Regions from separate parts of the Homo sapiens genome. Here region 1 is linked to region 2. Evidence: read pairs that join two places in POLR2A ChIA-PET (ENCODE). Cell type or tissue: OCI-LY7. All regions are shown on one strand. Links, peaks and the distances in the headings refer to the core of each region. The heading gives the core; the rest is flanking DNA. Region 1 overlaps CREB3L2 (cAMP responsive element binding protein 3 like 2). Region 2 overlaps CREB3L2 (cAMP responsive element binding protein 3 like 2).

Region 1 (4,390 bases), core at 243-4,242, 68 kb before region 2:
GACACTGGAAATATCCAGAAAGAAGGTAGAGTAGAATTAAATTCTACTTGCGGTAGGCATGGAATCTAGTAAGGAAAAAATCCTGATTTCTTATGCTTTCCACGGGTAACACAATAATAGGTGTTATTATTACTATTACTATTATTATAATGTTATTAATATTGTTAATATTATTCATATTATTATATGAATCAATACGTGGGACATTCCTGACTTGAGTAAGGACAACTCAGCATCTCACTAGGAAAGTAAAATATTACACAGGAGCTCACATTCCCAGTAGCCATGCACTGTAAGCCATGGATTACATCACCACTTCAATCACTCCCTTTCCACTGCTTAAAAATCAGTGCCATAGAGAAATTTTTTTTACCATAGATATTTTCTGTGTTTTTTATTTTGTAACAGTAATCAAAAAGAGAATGAAATCAGCTTAGCTACTAATTTTTTCCGAACAATGGCTTTAAAGGAAGTTGGCACCAAATCAACATACCCTTATTAAATGTATACATATGTATATACACACATATGAAGTTGCATGTCCTTAAATGTACACAGCCACTAACTCCAAAAAGATTAAACACCTTATTGGAGAATGAGGATCTATCTGTATCTTTTAATCCAACCTGTTTAAACAGACGAAAATTGAGCATACCCCAGTGTTCATTTCCAGAGGAGGTTCCTCCTTTTCCAACGGGGTGGAGATGGCTGTGATGGTCAGAGTGACAGACGGAACGAGTCCTGGGGGTGGTTCGTCTGTAACTGGCTCTGTCTTGATGGATGTTGAAGGGAAGTCTGTAGACAGGTACCATTTCTCACTTTCCACCTCATCTGCAGGAAAAAAGACAAGCACACATGTGAACTTGTTCAGGGCATCAGGCATAAGCAAAACAAGCGACCACTAGTCTTTCTCCCCAAAAAAGCTCAGTGAAGGATGATTGAAAGTAGAATAAAAGAAAATGAAATATGTGAGGGAAAAGATTGATAGATATGAACAGCAAAGAAAGAATCTATACTTGTATTCGCTTGCATGTGAGTATGCCTAAAGAAACTCTGGAAGGAATCCATAGAAAAGAAAGAAACTTGGCTTCCTGAGAAAGGCAGGAAGAAACCTGGGTTGATGGGGAATAGAATAGGAGGGAGGATTTTGAATATGTAATGAGCTACTCTTTTTGGTTGTCAAATCATGTAAATGTATTATCTATTCAAAAATAGATAAATAAGCACATTTAAAAACATGAAAGAAAGAAGCAGCCGGGCACAGTGGCTCACGCAAGTAATCCCAGCACTTTGGGATGCCAAGGCAAGAGAATTGCTTGAGCCCATGAGTTCAACACCAACCTGGGCTACAATGCAAGACTCTGTCTCTACAAAAAAAAATTTTTAACTAGCTAGGTGCAGTGGTGAGCATCTGTGGTCCCAGCTACTTGGGAGGCTGAGGCAGGAGGATTGCTTAAACCAGGAAGTCGAGGCTTCAGTGAGCTGTGATCACATCATTGTACTCCAGAGCCTGGGCAACAGAGTGAGACCCTGTCAAGAAAGAAAGAGAGAGAAAGGGAAGGGAGGGGGAGGGGGAGCGAGAGAAAGCAAGAGTGAGAGTGAGAGTGAGAGCGAGAGCGAGAGCGAGTGACAGCGAGAGCGACAGAGAGAGAGAGAGAAGCAAGCAAATGGTTGGTAACCAACGGGAGAAGATGAGAGAACATGGTGAGTAGGTCTCTCTCTCCTTCTCTCCAAAGGAAAGTTATTTGGTTTTTTGATATTTTTTCTTCTCACTCCATTTTTTTGTTTGTTTTTGTCCTCTTCTGTTTTCACTGTGATCCCACCTAGCCTTAAACCTAACTTAGACTTTCAGAGACTCTGCTTAGCCCTTTGGGAGACTTTGGTTTGTAATAACCATCTGCCCTTTGCTGAAATGGACAAAATACTCTTCCTGAGAAAACAGCTGCATCTTGGTGAGTCTGGGTCTTGTCTTTCCTGATTATCACCAGGCCTGGAGATAGCTAACAACCGAGAGACAAGACGGAACAGACAGAGTGCCTCTGCCACTTAATGCACATTCTTCTCAGAGTCTAAAAGAATAAGAATTTGTATTTCTTAACAAGTTACTTTGGAGCTAGCGCTCAGCACTGCCTGGAAAAGCCGGGAGGAGGGAAGGAAAGGAAACGACCAGAGGGTTGGAAACAGCCACAGAACAAGACAAAGCAAGCCAAAGGCAACGTTCCTTAGCTGATACCAGTTTTACTAAAATGAGGCTAAAATAAAGCAAAGACACGCTCCTTTGCTTTCTCAAAATGCTTACACACATACACCACATTTCACATACTTAGTGACCCATGACTGTCAGGAGAGCAAAGTCGTTCACATTATAAATTTATTTTACATTCAAGAATGTGACTCCAGTTTTCTTATGAAAAGGTACAATCATTTAGAACCGCTAAGAAGAAGGGAAGGGTAGACACAGAAACTAAGAACTAAAATCTACGATTATTAAAATTATGTTTCATAAGTGACTTCTTTAAAGCACAAAAATGTTAGGTTCATATTTGAGGAATGATTTCCCCCTTAAATCCAGTTTATAATTGATGAATTATCCCAGCCTCAATTTATTTCCCAAGGTGAAATAAAGACAGGATGGGCAGGTGGTGGAAGATGTTTTGCTTTTAGAGTGGGGCTGCTGAGTGCTATGGTGTGACGGGGATTTCCATCCTTCATGGGGTGTGCGCCACATCCTGGTGGAAGGGGAGGGCGGGGGAACAAAGGGCTCTCTGATGGCGGCCAGAGGAGGGAGACCACTCTGTACTGGACTCAGACCGTGCCCCAGCTCAGCCCAGAGATGGAGCAACTGGACCACGAGCCAAAAGATTCCGTTGACTCTCCCCAAAGGAGCTTAGGAGCTAGAAGACAATGTCCGCTGCAAAGAACACCCGCTTAGGACAGTTAGGGAAGGGCTGGAGAGACAGAGACCGCATAGATCCCATTTTTTCCATTCGGCAATGACATGGTGATGCTTTTGCTTTTTGTTTTGTTTTGAGACATTCTTGCTCTGTCACCCAGGCTGGAGTGCAGTGGCACCATCTCGGCTCGCTGCAAACTCCGCCTCCCGGATTCAAGCGATTCTCCTGCCTCAGCCTCCTGAGTAGCTGGAATTACAGGTACACGCCACGACGCCCAGCTAATTTTTATATTTTTAGTAGAGACGGGGTTTTGTCATGTTGACCAGGCTGGTCTTGAACTCCTGACCTCAGGTGATCGGCCTCCCAAAGTGCTGGGATTACAGGTGTGAGCCACCGTGAACAGCCATGCTTTTGCTTTTTGAAGTCAACACTTAAAGCCTGCCCACACTGAGTAATATTTATCCCTGGCAAAGGCTGGAAGAAAGACGGTAGGATGAAATATAGCCTCAGTACAGGCTGAAATGGACGGTAAGGAAGCATCCCTGAGAAAAAGGTCGCACACAATTACCAGGAAATTGTGAGATAAGGCCAGATCCCTTGACTGTGCAGTGAAGGCAACTGTGATGAAACTTAATTCACAAGGCAAACAAAAGAAGAGGCAAAAGTTAAAAAAAAAAGTGAATACAAAAAACAAAATGAAGATGGGTGATAGATAGAATCAGTTATTCCAATCTAGTGAGGCCATTCTCAAAGTGTGCACATTCGTAAAACAAGTCAAGACCATTTAATATTCTTAATGCCCAGTGTCCTATAGCCCTCTTTACAAACATACAAATATCATCAGTGCTGCCTCAGGGAATGGAAACCACAGGGCAAGTGATGGTACTTGAACTATAAAAGGAAACCTTCTCTCTCAAGGACAACTGTACATTTCCAAGAGAGAAGCCCAAGGAAGCGGCCTCTCCTCCCCTGAGCTTTTTTGAGGGCAAACAACAGGCGCTGCTTTCATGCTTCCATTCCAATACAGCAATTTAGTCCTTGATCCTGAAAGATGCTTTAGAGTTATAAAGAGATTTAAGGCCATTGAGCTCAAAGATATCTTTTTTTTTTTTTTTTGAGACAGTCTTGTTCTATCACCCAGGCTGGAGTGCAGTGGTGTGATCTCGGCTCACTGCAACCTCCACCTCCTGGGTTCAAGCGATTCTCCTGCCTCAGCCTCCCAAGTAGCTGAGATTACAGGCGTGTGCCACCAAACCTGGCTAAGTTTTGTATTTTTAGTAGAGACGGGGTTTCACCATGTTGGCTAGGCTGGTCTCAAACTCCTGACCTCAGGTGACCCACCCGCCTCAGCCTCCCAAAGTGCTGGGATTACAGGTGTGAGCCACCACACCCAGCCTATCATTTCTAGATGAGGAAAATGACACCTGGGCCTAGGTCACATGGCAAATTAGTGGCAGAACCCAGATCTCTGCACTCTGGCCAGTAATCTTCCCATT
Region 2 (4,390 bases), core at 112-4,111:
CTCCAACCAGGCAAAGCTGCTGACTCTCACTTAGTATTTTTACACACCATTGTGAGCCGCCAAATAACAGACCTTTATAAATCCCTGGTCAAAGTCAACTCCTCCAAGCCACCTTCCCGGCCTGGCCACTCCGTTTGCTATGGCCTTTCTTCATTGTTCGCATACCTCTCTGCTTTACCTCTCCCCTGTGGTTGTTCTGTCCGCCCTACTAGGCCTTCACTCCTCAGGGGCAGGGACTGAGTCTTGCATGGCTTTTTCATTCCAGAAGGCTGGATTCCAGGTTCTGCACTCAGGGGCGGCCCAGTCATTATTGTTGGCCGGCTGCTTTTCCTGAGAAAGCACAATCGGGCCTTTTGATTCCCATCCGCACACTGCCCGCTCCCTGCCACTCTGCTCTCCAGTGAAGGAACTTCTCGGCCCACTCACATTCCAGGCACAGTTTGGGGATCAGGGGATGAGCAGCCACACCCAGAAGTGCCAAAAAGTGCCACTGAGGTTTTTGGCTGAACAGAAGTAGAAGGAAATAAAGTAGCTCCCTTATCTGTGAGATGCAGGCGTCATTCTCAGCCATCTCACAGGTCCCGACCAGACCTTGGATTCTACAAATTTGGGAAAATGTTATTTTGGGATGTGGTGGACACTGCTGCTTGACCACTCAATATCCATCCTACCCGTCTTCCTTACTATCAGACACCAATTTTATTCAGGGTGGCAAGTATTAAGCTAACACACTCACACCTTCCTGGCCTCTTTTGCAGCTAGGGATGGCCAGTGAAACCTAACGGGAAATCTGCTGGAGGCCTCAGAGAAAGCCCTGGCTTGTCCTAATATAGGTACTACCCTTTCTGCTTTGCCCCGTCACTTTCTTCCACCAGTGAGGCTGATGTTACGCTGGAAGTGAAGCAGTCATCTTGTAGTCATGAGGACAAAGGTGACAAACAGCCTCACGGGAAGGGCCCCGTTGGCCCTGATCAAGCACTACACTAGCCCTGGAGGGCCTAGCTCAGGACTGCTTGGTTCATGAGATAAATAGGCCCTTACATGTTTAAATTACCAAATGCTCAAGCCAAGTGACAGATAAGCTTGTCATCTTCATACTTTTATTCTTCTTATTTTGTTGCTCCTGCAGCTTTTTGTTTGGTTTTTCTAAAAGCAAACTTGGGTCGAGTAATAGTTCCTCAAAAAAGCTATGGGGGAATAAAAAATCTACCTACCAGGATATTTTTCTTTCGGTTGGCAAATACCAAAGAACAAACTTCTCCATGAAAGGAGTCTGCGTTTCATGAAAGATCAAAGGTCTCAAAGTCTCCCAAATTGCAAACTCTTCTACAGTAACGTAGCCCAGTAGAGAAGAGCCATCAGGCAGCTCATTAAAGCTTGTCAGCCTCAATAGCTAACATTTTCTTCCTTTCTCATTGAACTCCATTATCAGCAATGAGTTTTGCGGGGAGCTGGGGGTTTTGTTTGTTTTCTTTTGCTTTTACTTAAAATAAAAATGTGTAACTTAACTTCCAAGAGACATTGAGATTTGGGCACAGTTTTCAGTCAGCTCCCTCTTCAAAGACCTACTGCAATTGCCAAAGCAATAATAAGACATTATGGAAAGGGGGAAGGGGGCCCATTCACACGCCAGAATCTCCATATAACCTCTGTTTGATAAAATGCTAGTTGGTCCAGATAAATGGAAGGCACAGGAGAGCAACTTAGAACCTGATTCCCAAGAAAGCAGGACTCAGAGAGGTTCTCTCGCTCAACAATATGTACATCAACTGCTTGGGAACAGCCAAGGCTAGACGCAGTTCAGGCCAGGGGTCGGAGGAAGAACGTGGCTTAAATGCCTTTGCTGCAGTGTATGGACAGCATTCCAAAGGTGCTCTGCCAGGAAGCCCCAGGCCTCGTGGATGGAGAGCGCTTCAGCTTGTCCCTGACACTGCAGGCAGTAGCCCTACCAGGACTGCTCAGTGCCATCCTGCTGTCCCCTACTCACCTTCCTGCTGTTAACAGACCCCTAAACAGGTCACAATCAGCCCCAGAAAGACTATTTTCATTAGGAAAAAATAATGTAAGTGACCTCAGTGTCCAGTGATAGATGGTGTTTCAGGAAATGACAGGGACATGGAACAAGCCGTCCCCTTCTTGTCTTCCCTCTTGTAACTTAAAGAGTGCTAACACCTGCTGCCAACCCACCCCCTCAAAACTGACAAAAACATTTCAGTTCCTCAGAAGCAGGTGCCTGAAAATTTGAAGTGTTAATTCAGTCATGCAAATCAATACCAGGCGTTGAACCTAAGAGGATTCAGGTAAGAACTGAAGAAATATTTCAGGTCTTTTTCCCTAAATGCCTTTCACAATTAGGCCACAATTCAGAGGTCTTATTCTATTTACTCATTTTATCCATGAGTTCAGAATGCAGCAAAAATTTTCTTCCTAGGCCTCTCAGAAACTATTGGAGAAAAAAAAATAGAAGAAAGGAACCGAATATCCCCCATCTAGCGGCCACAAACCAGACATAGTGACACTTTACTTATGTCATTTATCTTCCTCCACCATGGCCTTGTGAAACAGTCTCAGAAAGGTGCTCACAGTAGGGAGAGCCAGAACCAGATTGTAAGCCTAGACTCATTCATTTGTTCATCCATTCATTCACCAAACATTTTACTGGACACCTACCATGCGCACAGCACTGTTCTGTTAGCTGGAGATAAACAGCAGTGAATAAAAGAAAGTCTCTGCTTTCACGGTGTTTCCATTTTGTTAGACGAGAAAACAGACAAGCACACTTATCAGGGCTTCCCAACAGGTATGCCGGGGAGTGCCCCAGCTCCATGGGACTGGGAAGGAGGGCAAGTTGGCAGCAGAGGCTGGAGCGACTGCACCCCTGAGATGGATTCCACCCACTATGATTAGGCTCATCCATTACTTTGACACAAAGCACCATGCAGATATCATCATTTTCCATGACTGCCATGACAGCAGGGCTCGGGGATACTAAAGAAATCATTTGCCAGTGGTGATAAGGGCTATGAAGTTGTGCTGACCGCAAAATCCCTGCTCCTCCTACCAACTGCCTTTTCCAGTGGTTGAGCAATCTGCAGACAAGAGGACAGTCAGAATCCCACACCGAAACTGGGAGGGTGGGAATAAGAAGCTGAAACTTCCTCATGCTCCATCTACCCAGCCATCCCACCCTCATTTCAGTGTCCTCCTAGAAGTCTGTATTTCAGTCAAAAGGAAACACTGGATTTCGACGTGCCTCATGTTCCTCAGCTTGTAAACACAGCTGAGAAACCAAATGGTTTTTTGGCAGCTACGTTTCTGCCCCTCTCTTAGCACACAAGAAAACGTGTCTGTGAAGACTGCCTTAGAACATGATGCCTCGAGCCCAAGGGCGACCCCACTGCACCATGCAGGTAACATCACAGCTGTGCTGCAGCTGTTCGCCTGGAGCTGGTTTGGGCCTTGGCCTCCTCAGCCCACTGCCCCAGCTCTCCCAGCGGCTCCAACATGGGTCTTGGGCTGCAGGAGAGCCTGGAGAGAAAGCTTGCAAACCCAGAGTGGAACCAGAAAAACAATTCCTGGCAGTGCCTCAGAAATGAATACCATTCAGGGGTAGGAAGTAAAAAGTCAAAACTACAAAGATCGGAGTCAGGTTCTTTGGTTACAAAAAATATATACTGTTTCCTCACTAGATCCCATCTCTTTCCAAAGGATAACATCTACTGCCTAAGTCATCTGTAACTGGAAAGAGGGAGGGAAATGCCGCACCACAGTTTGACTTTTTAATGGTACTGAAATCTATAGGTCTGTGCCTAGTCGTTTGAATAAGTTTTCAGTAGCAAAAAAAAACAAAAAACAAAAAACAGGATACAGTCTTCGGTGTTCAAGGCTTTTGTGGCCAATCTGGCTTCTTGCTGGACTACAAAGGGAGGCTTATCTGTGACTAATCTCTAAAAATTAAGTTTAAATCAAAAGCTGCCACAGGTGACCCCAGCTTATGACTCCATATGCCAAAAGTCTGTAATAGCAGGATGCTGATGGTGGGACAGGTTTTGTGTGTTGGGGAGACAAGAGATACACGGGAGCTTTTTGTATTTCTGCTCAATTTTGCTGTGAACATAAAACTGCTCTAAAATGCTTTCTGTTTTTGGAGAGACAGGATCTGGCTCTGTTGCCCAGAGTGGCGCACAGTGGCACAATCATGGCTCACTGCAGCCTCAACCTCCTGGGCTCAGGCGATCCTCCCACCCCGGCCTCCTGCAAGTAGCTGGGACTATAGACATAAGCCACCACACCTTTCTCTACCTTTTTTAAAAGTTTGTAACACGGGTGGTTCAAACTCACAAGACATTTTCTTACTGACATAATGTGATAAAAAGTCATCTGTTTCCCA

Evidence for each region. ChIA-PET counts read pairs that join two places held together with the same protein. Peaks named below come from ENCODE experiments on the same cell type or tissue, not always from the same donor. Only the 100,000 strongest peaks of a DNase experiment are listed, where the experiment ranks them.
Region 1: POLR2A ChIA-PET joins it to region 2 with 6 read pairs; 10 of 35 experiments call an interaction of 5 or more read pairs at or near these places.

Annotation. Positions count from the first base shown.
Region 1 is chr7:137,915,182-137,919,571 of GRCh38, forward strand. CREB3L2 (cAMP responsive element binding protein 3 like 2) reads right to left here. Exons shown (of 12, transcript NM_194071.4): 3 at 656-831. Among named protein-coding and RNA genes, the nearest start is that of CREB3L2-AS1, 36 kb to the right of the region's middle. RefSeq lists an enhancer at 2,071-2,120. In OCI-LY7, for the core only: no CTCF peak of the experiment used is centred there; no DNase peak of the experiment used is centred there.
Region 2 is chr7:137,983,553-137,987,942 of GRCh38, forward strand. All of the region lies in intron 1 of CREB3L2 (cAMP responsive element binding protein 3 like 2), which reads right to left. Among named protein-coding and RNA genes, the nearest start is that of CREB3L2, 16 kb to the right of the region's middle. RefSeq lists enhancers at 2,689-2,838, 3,169-3,238, 4,371-4,390. In OCI-LY7, for the core only: CTCF peaks have their summits at 2,466, 3,366 and 3,571; DNase peaks (open chromatin) are centred at 2,209, 2,519 and 3,369; H3K4me3 peaks cover 3,068 bases; H3K27ac peaks cover 3,630 bases.